2 separate regions of the Homo sapiens genome follow, and region 2 is linked to region 1. Evidence: chromatin loops called from intact Hi-C (ENCODE). Cell type or tissue: PC-9. All regions are shown on one strand.

Region 1 (8,000 bases):
TGTTGAGAAGTCTACTATCAGTCTTACAATAATTTCTTTTTAGGTGTTTCTTTCTTTCTCTCTGAACAGTTTTAAGACTTTCTATTATATTTGGTATTTTGCAGTTATTCTCCAACATATATGGAAATTCACTTTTTAAAATTAGTTCTGATTCCCCCCAGAAATCAGAGCCTAACTGACACACAGTCTTGAAGGCAGGTAGTTTATTTTGGGGAAATAGAGGCCAGGGAGAGGAAAAATGAGATTGGAAAAATAGAATAAGGATGTAGGGAGACCCAATGCAAGGGTACGTTATTGATCTAATCACTTTTGTGGAAACTTGGGGCTCAAGCCCTCTGGGACGTTCTGAGTGCTTTTTAGAATGTGCTTCAGAATTGGCTGTGTGGGCATGCACTAGGGGAGGGAGCATTTATCCACCAGTTTCTGTTCCCCAGTGGTCAGGATTATTCTATTAAATGCTTACCTCCTTGAATTTTCAGGTTTGGTGCATGTGTGGGTGCCTATCAGGTTCCCATATACATCAGAGAAGTACCGGACAAAAAGCAAGGTATATGAGTTGCAGCTGAGGCATGATGCTGCCAGCTGTCCCTGCAGAAAGATGGTTGCTGCAGCAATTATTATAGTAAACAGTAGCCAAGAAGATGTGAGGCAGGGTAGAAGACGTGTCCTGTACATTTTACTTTTATTTTTCAGTTTAATATATGTTTTGCATCATGAATCTGTATATTTTTCCATAATTTCTGAAAATTCTCACCCATTTCCTTTTCAAATATTGCCTCTCCTTCATTCATTTTCTCTCTGTCTCTCTCTGTGTCTGTCTCTCACTCTCTCTCTCTTTCTCTCTGTGTGTGTCTTTGATCTTTCTAATATCTTCATGCTCATTCCTGATCATCTATGCCCACTTCCTGCAGGGTGAGAGTCTGCCGTCTGTGCCTGCTACTGCACCTCTCTCGTGGCTCGCCTCCTCGGGCTTTGTTGGTGTTGGTTGTGGGCTTGCTGCTTGATCTTCATGTGTGTGAATCCTGCAGGCCTCTACGGAGGATGTGTTTGTCCAGAGAGGTTGTGCATCTGCCTTGATCAAGCCCTGGGAGTATCACAGGTATAGGGGCTACGGCAGGCAGAATACTGACCCCCTCCAAATATTTTCCACACTCTGATCTCCCGTACCTATGAATGCATTAACTTTACATTTTAAAAGGGACTTTGCCCCCATGATTAACTTACAGATGCTGAAAATATTTGTATAATCTAGGTGGGTCCCATGTAATCACAGGGATCTGTAGAAGTGGACAAGAGATTCAGAAGGATGGGAGATGGCCGCATGAGGAAGATGCAGCCTGACACTGCTGACTGGAAAAAGGGGCCGTGAGCCAGGGCGTGACGGTGGCTTTCCTCCAGAAGCTGGCAGAGATGAGACAAAGGACTCTTGCCCAGAGCCTCCAGAAGGAGTGCAGCCCTGGTGACACCTTGATTTCAGCATAGTGAGACTTGTTTTGGATTTCTGACCTCTGGGACTGTAAGGTGATAAACGTGTGCTGTTTTGAGGCCCAAATTTGTAGTTAGTTGTTGTAGCAGCAACAGGAAATTAGTTCAGGGACTCTGCTACCCACCTAGAGAGCCTGACTTTGTCCGGAGCCCACTCCCCTGTCTCTGTCGCCCTGTGCTCAGTGTCCTGATTGCCCTGAAACTGGGTGCCCACCCTCAGGGCAGTCCCGCCCATCTCCTTTGCCCTTCATCTGCCTCTGGCTCCTTCCCCAGCGCACCAGCGGCCGTCCCTCCTGCTGAGGAGTCTCCAGAGGAGCAGCGTTGCTCAGAGTGTGAGTGTGGACCGGAGCATCTGGCTCTCCATACCAGTGGAGCTGTGTATGTTGTAGCTTCGTCGTTAATATTGCTTACACGTTTTGTAGATGTTCTATGTCTTTTAATAATATGCAGAATAAACCTCAGAAAAATATTTAAAAGTTTTTTCCTATAATTTATAGTAAGCCTATTTAAGGAAAAAAGTATTTACTCTTTTCAACATAGTTTGCCTCTCTTGCACTTCAGGGTTTTTTAGTTACAGAATACATTAAATTTTTCTCAGAACTATGACTCTATTGCAGGATATCTTTGATGCTTTCATTTTTAGTTAAAAAATTTATTCAGTCTTTTCACATGCATCTTCAGCATCAATATCTTCTTCACTACTACAGGCAAGAAGACATTTGTATGTCTTCTAATGTCATGCTTCAGAGTGTGCCAGATTCATTTAGCGTCTACCAATAAGTGGTTCACATGATGCCTGCTTTCCACACCACACTGAGTAAGGACCGAAAACCTGATAGAGATTGGCTTGGAGGGGAAATTGACATTCACTGAATTTACACAACCAGGTCAATGATAGCTCAGTTTAGAAAGAAAAAATCTAATCAGAAAAAAAGACGGAAACAAGCTTTTATACAAATGTAACCTCTTGTACACACTTGAGTTTCACACCTCCACACCCCACCCTCAGCAGGCTGATGGGAGGATCCTGCCCCTGAGCCCATCCTCCTGGGCGACAAGTGCAGGGATGAGAAGGGTGAGCTCTAGCAGCCCCTCATGTCCCCTCCTTCCACGTGTGGCCCTGGCGGTCCTGACAGCGCCGCCACCCCACTAGCTCCTCTTGGTGACTGTCCTTCCTCTAGAGGGATTGTGGGTCTTTCCTTCTTCAGTGTAATCTTCTCTTAATCTTATTTCACCAATATTCCTCAAATGATTCATCATATTAGTCATTTGTCATGAGTTTTTTTTTCTCTTAGTGGCTTCTTTTATACTATTTTTTAAGTGACAAAAATTGTATGTATTTATAACATACAGCATGTTTTGAAATGTGTGTATGTTGTGGAATGGTGAAATCAAACTAATTAACATGGGAATTACCTCAAAAACGTATCGTTTTGTGGTGAAAATGCTTGAAACTTACTCTTGTAGCAATATTCAGGAATATAATACATTGTTGGGAACTATAGTCATCATGTTGTACAATGGATCTCCTGACCTTACTCCCCGTGTCTAACTGAAATTTGTATCTTTTGACCAACACCTCCCCAGCCTCTCCCTGCAGCCTCTGGTCACCTCCGTTCTGCTCTCCATGCACGTGAATCCACCCTTGCTACATCCCGCGTGTAAGTGAGATGATGCTGTCATTAGTTTTAGGACTGTGTCAAGTATGGGAGCGTGGGTGCTGCAAGAGGTAAGATCTCCCAGTGACTCCCAGTCATGAGACTATACAAATCATTAAACATATATGAAAAATACCTATCAAAAGGAAAAACAAATAACTTGGAAAATATTTTTGGCTTATACAGGAAAATGTATTTGTTATTCAAACCAATGAGAATTGAATGAGAGCTTCAAGTTTAAGTACAGAAAATTTGCATAGTAGGAAATATTTTTAATATGCAAACATCAAATGATGATTAACATTGTGATGTGTGAATGAAATTATATTTAGAAGACTGATAAGATACCTTTTACGATTAATGAGGTGTCAGCAGTGAAGGAGGTGTCCCCCTGTGACATACCTGACGTAATGAATGCAGTGTTACTGAAGCCACGTTTGCAGCATCTGTCCTGTGAAAACTGACAGAAAAACATACTGACAAGTAAAAATACCTTTGATCAGGATCCTACTACTGTGACTTTATCTAAAAGTAAGAAGATGATCATTGTGTATTTACATATAATAGCAAATTATTGGCATCAACCTTAATATTCTACCATAAGATAAAAATGGAAATAAATTTTAAAATGCAGAACTTAAAATAATAACTGTGGAGTTTATGCAACATAAAACATATTCAAAGTTAGCATAAATACAAAAACAAAATATATACTTATTTTCTATGTCAAGGTTATAACTATAGAGGTGATGTTCTTTTTTCTGCAACAGAAAAGTGGAAATAGTTTGGCATTTGGGGATAGCAGCATCAATGTAATTGAGCAACAATTAAGCAAACACTAATTTTAAAATGTACTATTGTTACTAAATGTTGCATAGTCAACATGGCAATACTTTCATTCCTTGTGATTAGTAGCGGTTGTATTTCAAGGCTTTGCAATTGTCAGTCCCTGTCTCTCAACCCCAACCCCAAATGGCCACCGGCAGTTTCAGCCCTTTCGAGCCTGCAGCAGAAACACCTGGGCTGTACTGACAGCTTCCAGAGTGAAATGAAGACCGCATGTGGTGCTTTGCCACAGGCCTGGGAATCGAGCTGGGCAGTGCTTGTAGGAACACTGGGCCGGCTTCCTTTCTCCCCACCACCAAGTATGGCCAGGTTATTTGACTGGCCTGCCAGGTGCTAGGTCTTGGTTCACACTTGCAGTCCTCTCCCTGTATAAGCTTCTGCTAGATTCTTCTGTGTTTAAAAGAATGTATTATTCCTCAGAAGGTTCATAAGAGCCTCCCTTTTCTGGGCTGAGAATGCCCACAGGATATCAAGAACCACCACTGCTCCCTTCTCTTCCACTTGGGAGCAAATTCCTTGGCTACCAAGACCATGGCAGTCTACTGTGTCACATCTGTTGGATGTATTTAGACTTCGGGAAATCATTGACCTGGTCATAAGTAGACCCAATGACTGCTCTATCCACTGTCTCTAAAAAAACCCTGAACTAGATACCATGGCTTATCCTGGGTCATTTATTTATTTCCTTGTTAGCCTTCAGTCTGAATAATCCTTACTTATGGATGTTCACCACGTGACCTGAGGTGGAGGATGGTGGCCTGAGAACATGAGGTGGCCCAACATGTTCAAGCAATGGGATCGAGTTGTTTTGTTCTTGTTTGCTAAGATACGTGTGGGGAACTCTGGATACATAGTTGGAATAGTTGGCATCCCTACAGTTTGGAATGTTTGTGTCTCACGCATTCCAAGGACATGCTCAGGTGTGCAATTGCCCGGGCTGTCGCAATACAGAGAAATGGGCCATTCAGCTTGAGTCAGAATAATCATAAACAATGCAAAGTACAAACTTCTCATAAACTTGAATGTGTCTCTAGACTTCGCACGTAGCTATTGAAGGTGAAACCCTCCTCCTCCAAAAAACAAATGGACTAAATCAAGGTTATAGAAGAATGAGCATAAAGGCACTTTATAACAGGGCTATGTTGGAATGTCACTTGGAATTCAGGCACTTGTCTGAAACTTGGCATCTTAGAATTGGAAGAGAAAGACTGTGAAAGGAATATTTAATTTGCTCCATTCCAAAACTTGACATCCAAACACTATTTAAAGAAACAGTTTTGATAATCTGTAAACTTGACATTTTGAACAGTCTTGTTCATTAAACCCCTTCTCTTTTCAGCCATGTTTATGAATCTCAAAAGCAGCACATAAACCTTCACTTACTGACATTTATTGATGTTTCATTTTAATTTAATACTTTTAATATAACAACTGCTGTTATGGTCCAGACACCAAGCTGAGCAATTTACGAGGTTTACCTCATTTAATCCTCATGACACCCCTATGACATGGTTACTATTTCTATGTGCATTATTCAGAATAGAGACTTACACAGGTTTGTTAACTTGCCTTCGTAAGTAAAAGCTTTAGTAAATTCTAAGACTTAATAAATTCCATAGCTCTCATGTAAACCCAGATGGCTTTATTTCAGAGTCAACCCACGTACTTAACACCACACTATGCGATGCGTGCCCAACACAAAGAAAACTCAAGTCAGATGTCAAAGCATCCTAGCATGATAGTTTATATGCTCTTCTCACAAGGGTGACCCTAGTGTCTTGATTCCACTCTGTCCCCTGACCTAGCTCTCATGGTTATGATTCCTTTTTCACCTGCCTTAGGTAGTGAAGGTGTTACCTAAAGGAGGGTGAGTGTGTGGCTCAGTGACATTGCTGAGATGTCACAGGCTTATTCTGAATAATGCACATAGAAATAGTAACCATGTCATAGGGGTGTCATGAGGATTAAATGAGGTAAACGTTGTAAATTGCTCAGTTTGGTGTCTGGACCATAACAGTATTTGTTATATTAAAAGTATTAATAACAAGCTTATTTTCCTGAACACATCTCACCCTGTTTTGTATCTATCTCAATGGGTAGAACATAACTATTGTGCCCAAGGAAGCTGTTCATGAAATAGAGGATGTAGTTAATACCATGGTTCCAAACCTTCTAAAGACAGGTAAACTTAGCTCCAGAACAGTTAAAGTCATTAGACTGTGGTTAGAATCAATTGTCATTCCTCCCTTCCCAAGAAAAGTATCCTATAATTACATTTAAATATAAGAAAAGGCTTTAACTAAGTTATTGCTGACTATATCTTATGTCCAATGAGATAATGAAAGAAAATGAAAACTTTTATTGTTTAAAATCGGTAACAGATTAATGGGTACAGAGTTTCTGCTTGGGGTATGGAAAGAATTTTGGAATGAGACAGTGGAGATGTAATTAATGCCACTGAATTTTACACTTAAAAATAGTTAAAATGGCAAATCTTATGTGATATATATTTTACCGTAAAGCTGTTTGTTTACTTCAAGGTGAGTATAGTCATCCTTCAGTATTTGTGGGGTATTGGTTTCAGTATCCTTTGCAGATATCAAAATCCACAGATGCTCAAGTTCCTGATATAAAATGGCATAGTATTCGCATATAACCTACACACATATACCTTTCTCCTCCATACACTTTAAATTATCTCTAGGTTATTTATAATACCAAATACTATGTAAGCACTATGTAAATAGTTGTTATACTGTATGTTTTATTTGTATTATTTTTGTTGTTGCATTGTTATTTATTTATTTTGAATATTTTCAATGTGGAGTCAATGAAATCCATGGATGAGGAACCCACAGATATAGAGGGTTGACTATAATCCAAGAAAGGGAGAGATGAGAAAATCACAGTGTCCTTTATAAACTGGTCTCTGAAGTTAGATATCATCACTATGTTTCATTCTATTAGTTACAAAGGAGTCAGTAAGTCCAGCTCACACTCAAGGGCAGGGGAATTACGTTCTACCACAGTACTGAAGGGGGAGTATTAAAGCCTTTGTGGTCGTATTTGAATTTCACCACATGTGGTGAGTTATAATGAATATCTTTCAAGTATTAAGCTACTATTAACCTCCTAGAATAAATTTACTTGGTAATAATGTATTTTTTGTATATTGTTATATTTGATTGCTAATTTTTATTTAAGAGTTTTGCATGTATGTATTTTGTAAGGTGCTTGTAAAGTCTTGGTATCTAAGTTATTCTGGCCTCATAAAATACCTAAGATTCTTTATTTCTTTTCCTATTACTTTTGGAATTTTTTTCAAAGAATTTATTCATCTGTTTCATCTAAATTGGCAAATTCTAGGTTGTAAAGTTGTTTATATTATACTCTTGTTACCTTTTTAATAACTGTAGGATACACAGTTATGTTTCTCTTTTCATTCCTAATATTGGTAATTTGTATTTTCTCCTTTTCTCTTCCTTGATCTGTCTTGCTAAACTTTACTGATTTCACTAATTTTTTTAAGGAAACAACTTTTAGCTTTGTTTTTCTTTTTCTTTTTAACAGCTTTACTGAGATAGAATTCATATACTCACCCATCATAAGTCTACCACTTGTCTCAACCATCTTGGGCTGCTATAACAAACATTCCATAAACTGGCTGGCTTACCAAGAACAGAAATGTATTCCTTCTAGAGGCTGGGAAATTCTAGAGGCTGGGAAGTTGCAGATACAGGCTCCAGCATATTCTGTGTCTGGTGAGGGCTCTCCCTTCCCTCCATAGATGGCACCTCTTGCTGCAGTCTCCAGAGTGGGAGGGGCATGCATGCTCCCCTGGGCTCTTCTGTAAAGGCACTAGCCTCATCCATGAATGCTGCACCGTCATGGCCTGATCACCCCCAAAGCCCTGCCTGTTAATACTAGTACATTGGGGATTAGGTTTCAACATAAGAATTTGAAGGGGACACAAACGCTCAGACCATAGATCCATTTAATAACTTTTAGTAA
Region 2 (8,000 bases), 180 kb after region 1:
CACCTTCTGGGAAGCAACCCTCCAAGTGTGAAGTGACAGCCTTGTGTGTGATCTTTCTGCCCTCCCCAAGTTTGCATTTTTTGACACTAAAGTTTACTTTTTAATTAAAAAAAAATTCCTTTGCTATTAGGGCTTTTTAGTTCCATACGAATTTTAAAAATAAGTTTTGCTAGTTCTGTGAAGAATGTCGTTGGTAATTTAATAGAAATAGCATTGAATCTGTAAATTGCTTTGGGCAGTATGGCCCTTTTAATGATACTGAGTCTTCCTATCCAAGAGCATGGAATGTTTTTATATTTGTTTATGTCATCTCTGATTTCTTTGAGCAGTGTTTTGTAAACTTCATTGTAGAGATCTTTCACCTCCCTAGTTAGCTGTATTCCTGGGTATTTTATTCTTTTTGTGGCAATTGTGAATGAAATTGCATTCCTGACTTGGCTCTCAGTTTGACTATTGTTGGGCTTACCAGTTTCTGATCAGGACAATTTCTGGAATTCATTCTGTCTCTTCAAGTTCTTTGCACAGTAACTTTTCCTTAGGCCCCTTAATCTGTCACTGAGGAAAATTTTAAGAAAATACAGAATGGTGCAGGATTAAAATGGCCATCGATCCCACCTCACCACAAAGGGTTGGCTTTGTGTTTGCAGCCTGCTTTTCTCTTCCTCAATTGTTTTGGCACAACTGGCTGAACAAATAGTGTTTTGGAGTGTGAAATGATGAAATAGTGTTTTAACATGAAACTCCATGGCAACAATGTAATGCATTCATGGTAAGGGGCACAGTCATAAGATGTGACTCTGCCAATGTTTGATATTTTACTAGTGTGTACAAACTAATTAAACTGATTGCACTATAAGCATGACTTGATATTTCCATGTACTTTCCTCTGACAGAAAAAGTGTCAAATGTAAAATCTGATCTTAAATAAAGGCCTGTAATGACATTTACTTTCCTGACCTGCGTAGCCAAACTGAAATTTATATAGTTCTTCCTTGAAGCCAAAAGAAATATAGGTTTGAGTCAAAACTGCTTTTAGGACTCTGGCCTGAGGAGCCCAGGCTGAATTCATGAAGGTGAGGCGTGTCCCAGGGGTGCTGCTCTTGCCTGTGGAAAACGATCTCCTTGTCCAGAGCCCAGCTTGAGCCACAGGGAGATTGCACTGGGCATTGGACAACAAAGGACAGGGCTCTGACGTCCTCTGGTGAGAACAGCCATTTCTAGGACTGTAGGATTTTAACACCTGGATGTCTGTTTCTATAGAAATACTGAGAAACAACAGGCAGAGGGTGGGTGGTAGGCACTGGACCAAGATGATTTTAAGAATTTCAATCAAGGAAAATACCACATAACTTGGCTCTCAGAAAATGAAAGGAGATTCAGGCATGAAATTAAGGACCCAACCAGCTTAGTTCCTGAAAACAGCCAGCATTCTTCCTGGAGCTGCTGTACGCGCTGGGCCCTGGCCGGGTGTCTGTGTGGCACTAAGTCCCCAGAAGAGGGTCTCCCTCCGTGGGGCAAGAACTGCTTGAAACAGGGGGTACACCAGATGCCTCAGCTCCAGAGGGAAGAAGACCTACAGGGTCCTCATGTCACTCAGTGAAAAGCACTGTGGGGCCACCCATGGCTGTGGTTTCAGGTGAGAACTGCAGGAAGAATTCTGAACTCAGGTAGAGAGAAGACAAAATGTGTTGAATATGAAAACTCACGAGCACCAGAGGAAAGCAATGCCTGCCTTCTCCAGGTGCCACCATACCCCATGCGAGAGCTGATGTGCTCACTTAAGGGTTCTAAACTCCAACTTTACAAAAGCAACCTCAATCACCTTCAAGGGCGTCTGATGACATCTGAGATAACAGAATTGGGCTGTGTGGGTTACTGGACTCAATTTCAAGATTGTCTCAGAAATGTTTTTGATTGACACGTTTCTGAATCAAGTTCCTGTGGGTATATATGTACGAACTTACCAGGGCTGCAATATTTTGAGACTCGATGGTCAGATGGCAACTCTCCCCTGCTCTTTGATGATTGAGATGGGGAAATGTCTGCAACAAAATGCATGGGAATCCTCAACGTCCTCTCAAAACCTGGAACGGCTCCAAGGTTCCTTTCACCCATTGCTCCTACTTCTATCCCCCATGGTCCTGCAGAGCGAGGCTGGCCCTCTTTCCGGTGACTGCCATTAAGGTGGCTGCAGATGGTTGGCAGCATCTCTGAATTCTCTCTTCTTCCGTGTTTCCTCAAAGGAGAGGATTTTGAGTCCTTCAACTGTCTTTGTTGCATTTTTTTCCCGAATGTGACAGTCTATCAGAAAATATTTGGGCTTAGAATTTAACACTATATTCCTCAATAAATAATCATGAAAAGCATCAGAAAGCCAGTCTGAAGACTGCAGAGAAGAGCAGGCCTACTATGTGCAGACGTCTCTCCTGCTGTAGCATGTGGTAGGCTCACATCTGTAGAGCTCTAGAAACAGCATAGTACCAGAGACTGACGCTCATGTGTTCTCTGCTAACTAGAAACTGAATTCATAACTTAAAAATTGAGAGCAACCAAAATAACATTTAATACTTGAATGAATAAGCAAACTGCAGTATATCCAGACAACAGAATACTATCCACTGGTTTAAAAAAAAAGAGCTCTCAAACCACAAAGACATGGAGGAACCTTAAATGCATATGCCTAAGTAAAAGAAATCAGTCTGAAAAGACTCCATACTATATGATTCTTAATGTACAGCACACTGAAAAAAAAAAAACTATAAAAATGGTAAAAAGATCAGTGGTTTCCAGGTGTTGAGAGCTACAGGGAGGAGCATACATAGGTTAAGCACAGGGGATTGTTAGGTCAGTGAAAATATTCTGTATGATGCTATGATAATGGATGAGTGATACTGGCATATGTGAAAACTCATTAAACTCTACAATACAAATTATCCAACTATATAACAAAAGGGTAAACCCTAATTTAAATTACAGATGTTAGCTAATAGTAATGTACTAACGTTGGTTTGTTGGTTGTAACAAAGGTACCACACCAATGCAAGGTGTTAATTTTTAAAAATAGCCAGAAACCAAAAAAACCAACCTCCAAACAAAATAGAAAGTACTCTTCCTAAACTCTTCTGCTGCATTTTCCTGTGGGTTTTGAACCCAAAAGGAGGCTTTGAGGCAGCCCCTGTCCCACCACATTGCTCGCTGCCCCGACAGGAGAGTTTCTGACCCTGATTCTGTTGCCCGACACATGGCTGTTCTTTTGTACATACATGAGTACTTGCTAGCCAAATATTTGGTGAGCATGCTCTTTATTCATCCATATGCCATGAATATAAGTGAACGGAGCAATTTATTCAACAACTATTGTTAAGTAACTGGTAGGAAGCAGGCATTGCTAGGTGTCATTGAACAAAATGGCCAATAACCACTGTCGTGGAGCTGAGACAGTCAGCGTGGCATCGTAATGAGGTATGCAGTGACAGTACTGTTTGACTCACTGCATCATGTGACAGCAGGTGGAGAACGCAGATCTGGGTGGGATCCTACTTCGCTAGTTACTAGCGAAGTCTTCTTGAGAGCTGACTTTACTTTCTGAGCTTTAGCGCTCTCTTCTGCAAGTCCAGGGTCATTACTTCTGTGGAGAACTTTTTTCAAGCTTGGAAAAGACAATGTATACAAACTCCAGCAGATCGGGTTTTTTGAGGCAGGAATTCTCAACTGTTTCTGTCTCTGTCCCTGTGTTTCCGTTTTACCCCTTCCACCCACCCACCCACACACACACGCATATGCGCGCACACACACACATATTTCCTTCTATAGTTTCCTATTTCCTATTTAAATGAATGTTACTGGTAAAAAAGGAAATTTGCTCTTACATGCCATGCAGTGTTCCTAGGGTAACTCTTTAGTCTCCTAGTTGGTGACTGACACGTTTTAAAATATGTTCCAGATGTGGGGTGGGGGGAGGGGGGAGGGATAGCATTGGGAGATATACCTAATGCTAGATGACGAGTTGGTGCAGCGCACCAGCATGGCACATGTATACATATGTAACTAACCTGCACAATGTGCACATGTACCCTAAAACTTAAAGTATAATAATAAAAGAAAACAACAACAACAACAACAACAACAAAAAATCTGTTCCAGAATTTTTAACACTCACTATAACAACATCGTAGATTGGAGAATGCAGCATATTTGGATTTGCCAATTCCAATCTTCTACCACCCTGACGCAAATCCTGCATGCGCAACCAGAGAAACTACTGTAATGTGACAGGGGCCCTTGATTTCTGTGAGGCTGCAGCGGGCAGCTGAGGGGAGAAACTGAGCCTGGACAGACAGGGGCCTCCAGAGTTGGAAATGGGCGACGTAACTTTGGTGGATAGACAAGAAATTGTGAAACGTGAAATGCTGATGGAATTATCCTAAAATAATTGATCATTTTGCTCCGCCGGGGTGATAAGGAGTGAAGTGAGGAGCTGGGGTAATAGATCCCAATGGTGCAAAGTGCAGGGTGACTTGGAATAAAAGAGTGGAGAAGGTGAAGAGAATGAGTACGTGGTTTAGTGGGATTTAAGTTTATTATTTCAGAGGTGGGATAATCACGGTGCTGGCTTAGCTTAGGGTGTGGCCAAGAGCACAGACTACTCAAATAGCATGGAAGTGAAGATTGTCAGAGTATAACAGAAGAATGTTTTTAGAAAAATAATAACAAGGAATAAGTATCTGTACCTGATATCAAAACATACTGTAGCATCATGTTGAAAACAAAGAAATATGAATGAAAAATATAAAAACATATGAATGCAAATGCGTAGAGAGCCCAGAAATTGACCTAGATTAGTGTAGGATTACTATAACCTTGTAAAACAGCAAAACATCATAAATGATATTGGGTTAATGATACAGTGTTGTGGAAAAAAATAAATATACAACTATATTCAAAATTCCCAAATATATCAAAGAACAAGATATTAAGGAAATTATAGATGGGCCAGCAAAAAGGCAGAACTTTAAAGTGTTGATAACATTCTAAGAATTAAGGCAATATAAGATAGAAGAGAAAAATAACAGATGCAATTACATAAAAATATACAATTTTTCTAAGTAAAAGAAAGGATAATATAAAAATTACAGAAGAAGATTGGGTAAGACATACAAATAGAATGCAGACATGAAATAAGGCAAGTGGTATAAACAAATATAGCCCTCATGGAAAGTTAAAAGGCTATAAAAATATTTATACGACTCAGACCAGTATTCTAACTCCTAAGGATTTATTCTAAGAAAACAGTGGAAAGGAAAAAAAGTGAAGTCCATTGAAGTATTGATTGTAACGTGATCTGTAACTGTAAAATAATAAAAAAAATAAAGTATCTAACAATAAGGAAATGGTTAAGGAAATTAGGACATAGTAGCTAAATGGCATATTTAGCTATTAAAATAGTAATTTAAAAATATGAAATTATATTATGTAACAATAAAATATTTGAGAGAAAAATTTAAGGCTATGGCTATAATTATTTATATGGTTACAGACATGAAAATAATAGACTAAAATGTAAGGTAATTACTTTGTGAGTTAGGTTTATGGATGACTTTTTTCCTACAATTTTATTTAAGAGTTTAAAATATTGTTTTATAAGAAAAGTATGGGAGCATGAAGCAGACGGCATGGGCAGGAAAGAAAGCGGAGCCGGCTCCAGGTCTCACTGAAACCAGGACGACAAGGTATCCAGATGAGGCACAGGCTGAAAAACGTCTAGACTGAGTCCGAGGCTCAAAGGCCATTTCCTAAACACTGAATTCTCTAACTAACACTAGAGTTAATTTGTGTTACTCACAGGAGGCGGGTTTGCTCTAGGGTGCAGAGAATGGGGACTGGAGGAAGGAATGCTGGAGAAGTGTTGTTCTTGGTTTTGAATCTGACAGACTGCCCATGTCCTAACCACACACACACACACACACACACACACACGATAACTACTGGGGGACATGGATGTGTTAATGTGAAAATTATTACACAATGAATATGTGTATCAAATTATCACATCTTATGCCTTGATTGTAACTGCCTTTTAAGTAGTTTGGTGGCTGAACTGGGTTTCTTTGCTATCTGAGCCATTAATTTCACAGAAGTCTGACAGGGGTGCAGAGTGCATGAGGGCCCTCTTCTGCCGTGGGTCCGTGCTGGGACAGTGTAGGCCACAGTTGCCAAGAGGGTGAACTTCTAGGCAGCAAGGCCATGCTGAATGGCTAAGGGCAGTTTGGTTGGAAGGTCCTCTCTGCTGGGCCTTTCCCAAGGAAGGGGAGTGAAAGCAGAATCTTCAGCAACCGCGTTGCAGGATAAAAGCTGCCAAGGGGAAGAGCATTTTGACAGGGAGAGGAATTGTGCGCCACAGAAATCGCGCTCTGGAGTAAGGCAATGAAAGGTAGATAAAATCTACTTTTGCCAAATGTTTGGTTTTAGTTCTCTTCTGGGGTAATACTTAAAATATTCAAGTGGTTAGGACCTAACCATTCTGAATTAAACCATTCTGAATTCTGTAACTGCTGGAAAGGGGAAAGACAGTGATAGGGTGACAGGGCACTAGGAAGGGGGTGGGCTTGGAGCAGTGGCCATTTACCAAGCAGTTGGAAACATCTCAATATTTTAACAAGAAGCAAGGCCATCTCAGTGCTTATTAGCCTTGGTCCTTTCTCTTCTCTTCTTCTTCTTGGTGGCTATAGCCTCTATTTGTTCTTTCTTTGCCTTTACCAGCTGAGCGCAATTCCCTTTCCCTCTGCTCGTGAGTCACATCATGCACTTCCTGTCCTGAATGGATGTGTGTGTGGTAGGGACAGGGATCCCACATGTGGACTTACTGGTTAGGTGAGATGAGGGTAAGTGAGCAGTGATGCAATAGCCAAAGTAAGATCCACCATCACCAAGGAGGCCACGGTCTGTTCCTGTTGTGGGCAGGAAGCCAGAGGGCGCCATGGTGGCCAGCAGTGTCGACAGGGATGTTCCCAATGGGAAGTGTGCTCTGTGACAGGCACGGGTGCAGGCACCCTTACAAACCACGTCCCCCCAGATCACAGCGAAACCTCATTCTGTTTCATACCTGGCCAGGCATGGTCGGCAATGATCAGGATGTGAGTGCTGGAGTCAGATGCTTTGGGCTGCAGTATTGGCTCCCCAAGTAATTGCCTGAGTGCCCTTTGATTACCTCGTCACTCTGAACCCACAGCTCTAAAATGAGAACAGCAATTTTACCTACTGCCCTAGGTTGCTGTGGAGGTTAAATGAGTTAGTAAGGACTCAGTAAAGATCTCATTGTTATTATTGCATTCCTCCTGTTTTATGCTGCAATTGCTGAGACTAGCTTGACTCCTTCACCCCAATCCTGTCTCAATTATACTCACATCTAGATCTTCAAAGTAGTCTACTTTGTGCGAAGACAATTTCTCAGCCTTTTTGATCAGTGCATACTTCTGATGAACATAAAAATAGTATGCCTAGTTCTCCAAGGAGATTTTGACCTACTCCTCTGTGGGACTTGCCCTTCCACCCCTTTCCTCAACTCCCATCATTCCTTGGTGGATAATCAGGGGTGAGCATAGTTTCTTTTTAATGACAAAATAATCACTTATTCAATTTGACTATGTCTACAAATTCCCAAGTACATGAATAATTTGTCCAATATTGGCTCTTAGTCTTCCAAAGAGAAAATGTTAGAGAACACCTCCACAAATGCACAGAGATTTGAAGAGCTGGACCTCCGTAAATGACCTGCATGATGAAGGCTGTGATAGACTCCAACTTCAGAGGACTGTGTTAGGGGAGGAGGAAGGTGGAGTTCAGGTTTAATAAACCCAGGAGGACAGACGATGGGGTGTTGCACCAAAAACATGCAAAGCCCAACCTCAGATCTAGATTTATTCCAGGAATAACCCCCAGAGTCTGGATCCAGAAGAGAAAGAAGAGCAGAAGCAGCAGGTAGAGAATAAGCAGAAAATGGA

The links. Peaks named below come from ENCODE experiments on the same cell type or tissue, not always from the same donor. Only the 100,000 strongest peaks of a DNase experiment are listed, where the experiment ranks them.
Region 2: it touches region 1 in a loop (6-fold over the local background); 3 of 110 quality-filtered maps call a loop at or near these places.

The regions. Positions count from the first base shown.
Region 1 is chr7:54,964,432-54,972,431 of GRCh38, reverse strand. No RefSeq gene overlaps it. Among named protein-coding and RNA genes, the nearest start is that of EGFR, 51 kb to the left of the region's middle. In PC-9, no CTCF peak of the experiment used is centred here; DNase peaks (open chromatin) are centred at 2,721, 3,007 and 4,831; H3K4me3 peaks cover 1,477 bases; H3K27ac peaks cover 4,460 bases.
Region 2 is chr7:54,784,353-54,792,352 of GRCh38, reverse strand. The region is part of intron 2 of SEC61G-DT (SEC61G divergent transcript); the gene reads right to left. Among named protein-coding and RNA genes, the nearest start is that of SEC61G-DT, 29 kb to the right of the region's middle. RefSeq lists a silencer at 3,265-3,942. In PC-9, CTCF peaks have their summits at 3,409 and 3,608; DNase peaks (open chromatin) are centred at 3,522 and 6,832; H3K27ac peaks cover 1,505 bases.